Linked DNA regions of Homo sapiens: region 1 is linked to region 2. A link is an interaction called in ENCODE POLR2A ChIA-PET data of the cell type or tissue named here. Cell type or tissue: A673. All regions are shown on one strand. Links, peaks and the distances in the headings refer to the core of each region. The heading gives the core; the rest is flanking DNA. Region 1 overlaps CTNNA1 (catenin alpha 1). Region 2 overlaps SIL1 (SIL1 nucleotide exchange factor).

Region 1 (4,400 bases), core at 188-4,187, 240 kb before region 2:
GATTTGGGAAGCAGCTATAGACAAGATATAAAGAAATGGTCATGGGGGATGGCTGTGTTCTAATAACATTTAGAAAAATTACAGGCTATAGTTTGCTAACCCTGATATAGGGTTTTCCCAGGCTGTTAAAGATATGAGCTTACTGTCTTCAAAAAGGTAGTTATTTATGTGTTTATTTATTATACTTTTGAGCCAAAAATTAGACCTTCTGTATCTTTGGGTTTGTACATGTCCATTGCTTCCCGTGCAATCATAATAACCAAAAGTTGGAATGTACACAGTTTTTGATGTGTAACTTTCTTTTTGTGTTAGACCCTGATTACATAAATAATGAATATGCACATTTGTGAGTATACTAAAATTTCACCATAATGCTGTAAGTGATGTTAAAAAAATTCACGTACATAAAAACAGGATCATTTGACTTCAAGGCTAATGAAATGGTCAGGTGAGCCACATGTGGTGGATAGGAGCCAGTCACCAATTGCATGGCTTCCAAATCTCTGTGATCTAAGAGTTTAATTGTACTACTAATCTGCTTCGTTTTTGAGTAGCTACCTTATATAGGCAGAGGTGTACATATGCCTCTTAGATGTGCTCTTTTCTTATTTTAGGATCCTGTTTACCTCCCGTATCCCCCCATCCTTATCAGATCAATCTTACCTTTGTTCTTTTTTGTCTTAGCGCTTATCACAGTGGTAATTTAAGTTGGTTGCCTTTTCCTCTCTACGCTCCAGCAGTGCAGGTTCTGTGCTGGTCTGGTGACCATTCTGTTTGTATCTATGATAGTACCTGGTCCGTGATAGGCACTTAAATGTTTGAGTAAGATAATTGATTATTCTCCGAGAAGTACAGTAAGAGAAAATGCTTTTTTCTCGAAATTTAAAGTGTGTTTTCCTTTCCAGTGCCAAATGTAAATGCATGGGTAGGGGTGGAGAATCTTATGTTTTTTTTAAAAAATTGAGATATAATTTCACATACCATAAAAATCACCCATTTAAAGTATACAATGCAGTGTTTTTTAGGGTATTCAGAGTTGTACAGCTATCACCATGATCTAATTCCAGGACATTTTTATCATCCCCCAAAAGAAACCTCATACTCATTAGCAGACATTCCCCATACATGTACATTTTAACAGTAGATAAAGAGTAGCAGCTGCCTTGTGGTACATAAATGTATTTTATGAATCCTTGAATAGGGCTCTGACCAGAAAAAGAAGCCTCTTAAGCCGGATAGGGGACTTTCAGGGGACAGAGATGAGAAGACCTAAATGAAGCTTTTTTGAAAAAGGAGAGATATTATGAACAGAGGCCCATTAATGTTAAATTTGAAGTGGAGTGATGAGGAACAGCTTCTTACTAGAACAGTGTTTTATAATCCATTAGCCACAATTTATACTTGGATCTCAAAGGCCAGGATCAGTATTATTGCTACTTCTGTAGCTTCTTCCCTATAGCTCATGGGCATTTCTGGGTCAGTGAAGGGGGAGAAGACCCAAAGAAACTGAAATCCACCTTTTTGTATTCCTGCACTGCTTCTAATCATATTTGCTCAGTAAAGGGGCCAAATAGATTATTCGTGCACTGAGCAACAGTAGATTTCCTAGGAAGAAGCTTGTGTCAGGGAAATATGAGTGAGGAATGGGCTGGTTGATAGTGTGTGGTCCCTGAGGGGGAGATGGTATTCTAGCACATAGGAGGCTGTTTTTCCTGTTTTTCCCCCCCCCCAGAGCTTATAATGATACATGAATACGAAAAATAATTAATAGCATGAGTGGCAGAGGAATGGGAGGATAAGCATGGGATTGGGAAAGTTAACTAAAGGTATTTGAGCTTGCACTGGATCTTGAAAGGTAGAAAAAGGGAGCAGGAGGAAACTCATCCAGGTAAGAAAAATAGACTGTGCAAGATGGGCATGAGAAACAGTGAGGTCCCTGGCTGGAGGTGGGTGCTAGTCATGTTGAGCACTGCTGGCAGGAGAGGTTTTTGTTTTGTTTTGTTTTTTGAGTTGGAGTCTTGCTCTGTCGTCCAGGCCGGAATGCAGTGGTGGTATCTTGGCTCGCTGCAACCTTCGCCTCCTGGGTTCAAGCAATTCTCCTGCCTCAGCCTCCTGAGTAGCTGGGACTACAGGCATGTGCCACCACACCTGGCTAATTTTTGTATTTTTAGTAGAGGTGGGGTTTTACCATATTGGCCAGGCTGGTCTCAAACTCCTGACCTCGTGATTCACCCACCTCGGCCTCCTAAAGTGTTAGGATTACAGGCGTGAGCCACCGCACCCGGCTGCAGGAGAGGTTTAATATAGTTTGGAGCATATTTAGAGGGTGGCTTGGAATGCCATGTGGCATTACATGGTTCAGGTCCCATATGCTTGAATGTATCAAGTGACACAGGACTCACTCACTACCTCAAGGGGGAGCTCTTTCCAGTATTGGTTTGTGTTTATTTTAAAAGCTTTTTTTTCCCCTTAGAAACTGAAATTTGTCTCTTGAATTTTCTTCCTGTTTTAAGAAGTTCCACCATCTGGGCAATACAGAATATGAGGAAAAGTGGAGTTTTTGCAGGGAGATTAGTGTTAGCTGTGTGCAGGAAGGGTTAAAGTGACTGGTAGACAGCCCAGAGGTAGGACCTAGAGTCTGGAGATGACCATAGTAGTGGGGAGTGAAATGGAGCTGTGCAGGAAGGGACTGCTATAACAGAATTGATGGAAAGAGAGAATTGGCCAGTTGTCATGCATGTTAACTGCCAGCAGGGCCTGTGCAAGTAGCTGATCTTTTCAGTAGGTAAAACTAAGGGACCTGGTATGTGAAAAGTTGTAGTAATTTATTTTCCTGTGACTTGAGGCATTTAGGGTGGTGTTGAGGCAGCATGTGCTGCTAAGAACCTGTGTTCTTACAGGTGTAAAATGCTGCCTTTTAAAATGTTTGCATTATTTGCTTGTAATGGATGTCAAACCTTATTTTGTGTTCATTAATCACACGTATTAATGTTTATTAATACATCTGAAACATGTTATTTGTGTGAGTTCCTATGGCAATGATAAGTATTGGTAAACATTAGTGCTCCTTTCTCTGTTGATTTGTTGAAGCCCTGTTATTTTTCTTTTTAATTGGAATTCCACCAAGTTTTCAAAAATTGAGACATGGCTCATTGGGCTGGAGATGCTGATCTTTTAGATTTCTCTTTACTAATCTAATGGCATAGCAGAGGTTAAATTACCTTGGAGTAGAAAATCAAGAAATGATTGTGTGTGTCTGCAATTTTGGTTTTAATGGTAGGACAAGATTATGGTAGTCTGGGAAAAGGTGATTGAGTGCTGCTGAACAGAGCAAGGATTGATTGTAGCTAAGTCTAGTGACTTACTGCCTGCCATTTGGTTTGACCTTCATTTTGTGACTATCGTACCACTAACCACAGCCAGTCACCTCTCATGTATGTGTTGTTATTCTCATGGCAAACACTGTGAAAACCTCTGGGTAATTCACTGCAGCCTCTTCTTCAGTGCTGAAAAAACATTTTATAGTGACAACTATACATCCTTTGTCCCCCAGATGGCCAGAAGGTGAAGATAGAGTAAGTTCTTTTACTAAATATTCCTGTCCATAAATAAAAAGCAGACATCTTAATGTTTGGCTTACAGTTTTTTCCCCTTTCATATCTATTTATGTTTAGACAGATTTGTCTTAAGATTTCTTTGAAACGTTTCTTTTTAGGTTTTGGCTTTCAGGTCATTCCATTTCAGGCAAACTTTGATACTGCGAATGCATTTTCCTTGAGTAGAAGATCTCAACTTACTGAAAGCAGTCAGTGTTGTTAAGTACTAAATCTCAATCATTACATAAATCATCTTTTATGTAAAAAATGTCGGCCGGGTGCGGTGGCTCATGTCTGTAATCCCAGCACTTTGGGAGGCCGAGGCGGGCAGATCACGAGGTCAGGAGATGAAGACCCTCCTGGCCAACATGGTGAAACCCCGTCTCTACTAAAATACAAAAAATTAGCCAGGCGTGGTGGCACGTGCCTGTAGTCCCAGCTACTTGGGAGGCTGAGGCAGGGGAATTGCTTGAGCCCGGAAGGCAGAGGTTGCAGTGAGCTGAGATTGCACCGCTGTGCTCCAGTCTGGAGACAGAGCAAGACTCCGTCTCAAAAAAAAAAAAAAAAAAAAAAAAAAAGGGTCTTGTTAGTTTTAGAACAAGAAAGGAGTATTTATTGTCTGCTAACACAATAGTTAACATCTGTGAGTTTGCAAGCATCTGGGTAATCTTAGTACCTATAGTTGATTTGTGAGCATACTCTAATGGTACTTGTTTTCTCAGCTTTTTTTTTTTTTTTTTTTTAGAGAGGCAATTACTGTTCATTGTAGCTGTTCTTGTTTTTTTAAATTTTTATTTTTTATTA
Region 2 (4,400 bases), core at 240-4,239:
TTACATCACCCTCTGGAGCCCTCATTACAATCTTAAATTATCTCATTATTTAATTAATTTGTTCAATTGTTCATTATTCAATTACTTCCTCTTCCAGGCTATAAGCTGCATAACTAGGACTATGTCTATTTTATCTCTGTGGTACCCTCAGAGGTACTAAAGAAGGTACCACTCCACATGAAAAAGAGGTTGGCTGGCCAGGCATGGTGGCTCAAGCCTGTAATCCCAGCACTTTGGGAGGACAAGGTGGGTGGATCACTTGAGGTTAGGAGTTCAAGACCAGCCTGGCCAACATAGTGAAACCCTATCTCTATCAAAAATACAAAAAATTAGCTGGGCGTGGTGGTGCACACCTGTAATCCCTGTTGCTCGGAAGGCTGAGGCAGGAGAATAGCTTGAACCCAGGAGGTGGAGGTTGCAGTGAGCCGAGATCGCGCCACTGCACTCCAGGCTGGGTGACCGAGTGAGACTCTGACTCAGACAAAAAAAGAAAAAGAAGTTGGCTCTGGCCTCTAAGACTGTATCTTACTACAAAAGATAACAAGACTAGATTAAAAATAGTCTGTGCTCTGGGAGAGAAGTAAAGATGTTGATGCTATTTTCTTAGGGCTTAGGGAAGGGGGATTTATTTTTGGAGCTGTTAAAAGTCTGACTTATGGACGAAGAAATACAGTACCTGATGGACATAATATTCAAGATCAAAGAGCGCAGCAATCTTCTCTTCCAAACTGGAGCTGGAACTATTGAACTTGTTGATCAGCCGTACCATGATCTGCATGTCAGTCTCAATGACAACATTCAGCTCATCAAAGTCTTTCTTCAGTTCCTCAATGGGGCGGAAGAGCCGCTTTACCTCAGCCTGCCTTGCCTAAGGAGAGCAGCAAAGAGGTGATTAAATTGGTTGGAGACATCTGCCCAAGATGTCTGTGGTCTACCATGGATGCCCATCCTCAAAAAACTGCTGCTCCAAGACTCACAGTCTTCTCTCATCTATGCTATCAAAAATACTAATACTTTCTAAGATGCCCAGAGAAGACAGCCCTCAAAGTCTGCCTATATAGGCCTCAGCTCTAAAAACACACTCAAGATGTTCCAAGATTCGCTTATTCAAGTCCGATTTCCAATATTCAGGAAGAATAGAAAGGCTTTTTGTCACAACCACTGAGTTAAGGGGAAGTAATGCAAGTTCATCTTCAACCTCAAACCACATATGAAACAGCTGAGACCTAAGGTAGAATAACCCACACCCTACTTCTCCACTTCTCACAATCATAGACTATCTTGGCCTTGCCCTACCCAATCCAACAACATTTTAGGGAAACTTGGACATAGAAAACTATGGGTAAGAGCTGTCACAGCAGGAGCAATTTGCTGATGAAAATTAAATCACTGTCATTACTGTCAATCTAACCACAGGTGTACAATTTGTTCAACTGTTTGAAATGGCTAAATTACTATATGTACTATACTCAAATCTCGAACAATTTTCTCTGAATCCTTCCCCACTCCACTCACATATAAAAACTTTAAAAATGAAGTTACATTAGAGGTGAATAAAAGACTTTAATTAAATATTTTATACATGTGACACTGTTTTCTTCCCAATTTGAGAAGATAGTGCCTATAAAGAGAGTCTGAAAAGTCACAGTGGCTTATGTATCTGTCTTCCAAGAAAAACTAAAAGGCACAGATATTTATAAAAAGCCGGATGATGAACAGCTGTCAGCTCCAAATTGCTCATCTATTACCTATGGGTTTTTCTCCCCAGTTACAAGCACTCCATAGAAACACCAACCAAAGAAATGAATCAGCCTCTCTTAAAAAAGACCAAGCTCCTAGCGGAGCAATCACATCCATGGGGCGCCACATCCTGATTCTCTGGGCTAAAATAATATGAGATACTCTCCCTGCACCCAGCTAGAGGTCTCTGGATGGCTGCCAAAGCCAAGCAAAGAGGTCTGGGAAGGCTGAGTCACTTTCTAGAACTGTGAGATGATAGGCAAGTGAGCACAATAAGAAACTAGTGACATCTGTCTCACAAAAACGATGTGTGCCTGGCTCTCAAGAAGGCCTCAAAAAAAAAAAAAGGTTTTGGCCGGGCACAGTGGCTCACACCTGTAATCCCAGCACTTTGGTAGGCCGAGGCAGGCAGATCACGAGGTCAGGAGTTCAAGACCAGCCTGACCAATATGGTGAAACCCCATCTCTACTAAAAATACAAAAATTAGCCGGGCATGGTGGCTCACACCTGTAGTCCCAGCTACTCGGGAGGCTGAGGCAGGAGAATCGCTTGAACCCAGAAGGCAGAGGTTGCAGTGAGCGGAGATCGTGCCACTGCACTCCAGCCTAAGCGACAGAGCGAGACTCCATCACAAAACAAAACAAAACAAAACAAAACAAAACAAAACAAAACAAAACAAAACTTTTACTTTGAAATAATTATAAATTCCCAAGAAATAACAAAAAATAGTACAGAGAGTGTCATGTACCCTTCATCCAGCTTCCCTCAATGTTAACATTTTACATAAGGATATTACATAAGGATACAATGTCAAAATCAAGAAAAGGACACAGGTACCATACTGTTAACTAGACTAAACACCTTGTTTGGATTTCACCAGTTTTTACATATACTCACTTACATGTATGTGTGTATGTGTATCATTCTATGTAATTTTACCTGAGATGTAGACTTGTGTAACTACCAGAACAATCATGCTAGAGAACTGTCCCACCATGATCACATAATCTACTATGTACTACTCCTTTACAGTTATACTTTATCCTCCCATGCTACTCTCTTACATCCCTGTGCCCTGGTTGTCACTAATTTATTCTCCATGTTTATAATTCTGGCATTTAAAAAATGTTATATACACAGTGGTTCATGCCTGTAATCCTAGAAGTTTGGGAGGCCAAGGCAGGTGGACAACTTGAGCTCAGGAGTTCCAGACCAGTCTGGGCAATATAGTGAGACTCTCTGTATTTATATTTTTTAAATTCTATTTTTTTAAACAGAGAACTGGCCAGCAAAGATGAAAGCGCAGCAAATAAATGAAAGGTGGTAACTTTGGCAATGAAATTTGAATTGAATGTACATGGAGTTATAGAAGAAATGGCTGACTGTGGGAATGTTAACACTGCCACTGTTGATGAGCTCTAGATGTGCAGACAGAGGGACTCAGCAAAGGCAAACTTACAGACACAAATTAGGAAAGTGATAAAAAGGATGAAATGACACTGGCAAAAAACTTCACATTACAGGAACTCTCTGAGAAATTTCACAACATTGAAAGTACGAAGGGTGAAATGTTGGAGGCTCATCCATACTTAGAAAGATGTATGATAATTAGCCAAGAGAGAAAAGATGCTTGCTCTATGTCATAATTTTTTTGGAGTCAGGGTCTCGCTCTATTGCTCACGTTGAAGTGCAGTGGTACAATCACAGCTCGCTGCAGTCTCACCCTCCTGGACTCAAGTGATCCTTCCACCCCAGCGTGAGTAGTTAGGACTACAGGCACAAGTCACCACGCCTGGCTAAAATTTTTAGTTTTTTGTAGACATGGGGTTTCGCCATGTTGCCCAGGCTGGTCTTGAACTCCTGGCTCAAGCGATCCACCCACCTCAGCCTCCCAAAGTGCTGAGATTACAGATGTGGGCCACCATACCCAGCCAAGTTTTTAGTTTTCTGTAAAAACTAAAAATTTTAGCCAGGCATGGTGATGTGTGCCCATAGTCCTAACTACTCAGGCTGAGGTGGGAGGATCACTTGAGTCCAGGAGGGTGAGACTGCAGTGAGCTGTGATCGTACCACTTCAACCTGAGCAATAGAGTGAGACTCTGACTCCAAAAAAATTGTGACACAGAGCAAGCATCTTTTCTCTCTTGGCTAATTATCATACTTCTTTCTAACGAGATTAGGTTATAATTAGATTATAATCTCAGCACTTTGGGAAGCTGAGGTGGGTGGATCGCTTGAGCCAGGAGTTCGAGAACAGCCTAGGCAACATGGCAAAACCCTGTGTCTACAAAAAACACAAAAATTATTTGAATTTTTTGGCCAGGCGCAGTGGCTCACGCCTGTAATCTCAGCACTTTGGAAGGTCAAGGCAGGTGGATCACCTGAGGCCAGGAGTTCAAAACCAGCCTGGCCAACTAGAGAAGGTGAAATTAGAGAGAAGATGAAACCCCTTCTCTGCTAAAAATACAAAAATGACCAGGCATGGTGACACATGCCTGTAACTTGGGAGGCTGGGGCAGGAGAATCACTTGAACCTGGGAGGTGGAGGCTGCAGTGAGCCAAGATCATACCACTGTACTCCCGTGTGGGCGACAGAGCAAGACTCTGTCTCAAAAAAAAAAATGTATTTTTTGGTGTGGCATGGTGGCACACACCTGTA

What was found. ChIA-PET counts read pairs that join two places held together with the same protein. Peaks named below come from ENCODE experiments on the same cell type or tissue, not always from the same donor. Only the 100,000 strongest peaks of a DNase experiment are listed, where the experiment ranks them.
Region 1: POLR2A ChIA-PET joins it to region 2 with 5 read pairs; 1 of 35 experiments calls an interaction of 5 or more read pairs at or near these places.

Annotation. Positions count from the first base shown.
Region 1 is chr5:138,787,469-138,791,868 of GRCh38, forward strand. All of the region lies in intron 3 of CTNNA1 (catenin alpha 1), which reads left to right. Among named protein-coding and RNA genes, the nearest start is that of CTNNA1-AS1, 36 kb to the left of the region's middle. RefSeq lists an enhancer at 2,454-2,623. In A673, for the core only: CTCF peaks have their summits at 2,411 (motif pointing right) and 2,611; a DNase peak (open chromatin) is centred at 2,403.
Region 2 is chr5:139,026,125-139,030,524 of GRCh38, forward strand. SIL1 (SIL1 nucleotide exchange factor) reads right to left here. Exons shown (of 10, transcript NM_022464.5): 6 at 677-868. Among named protein-coding and RNA genes, the nearest start is that of LRRTM2, 150 kb to the left of the region's middle. In A673, for the core only: no CTCF peak of the experiment used is centred there; a DNase peak (open chromatin) is centred at 1,927.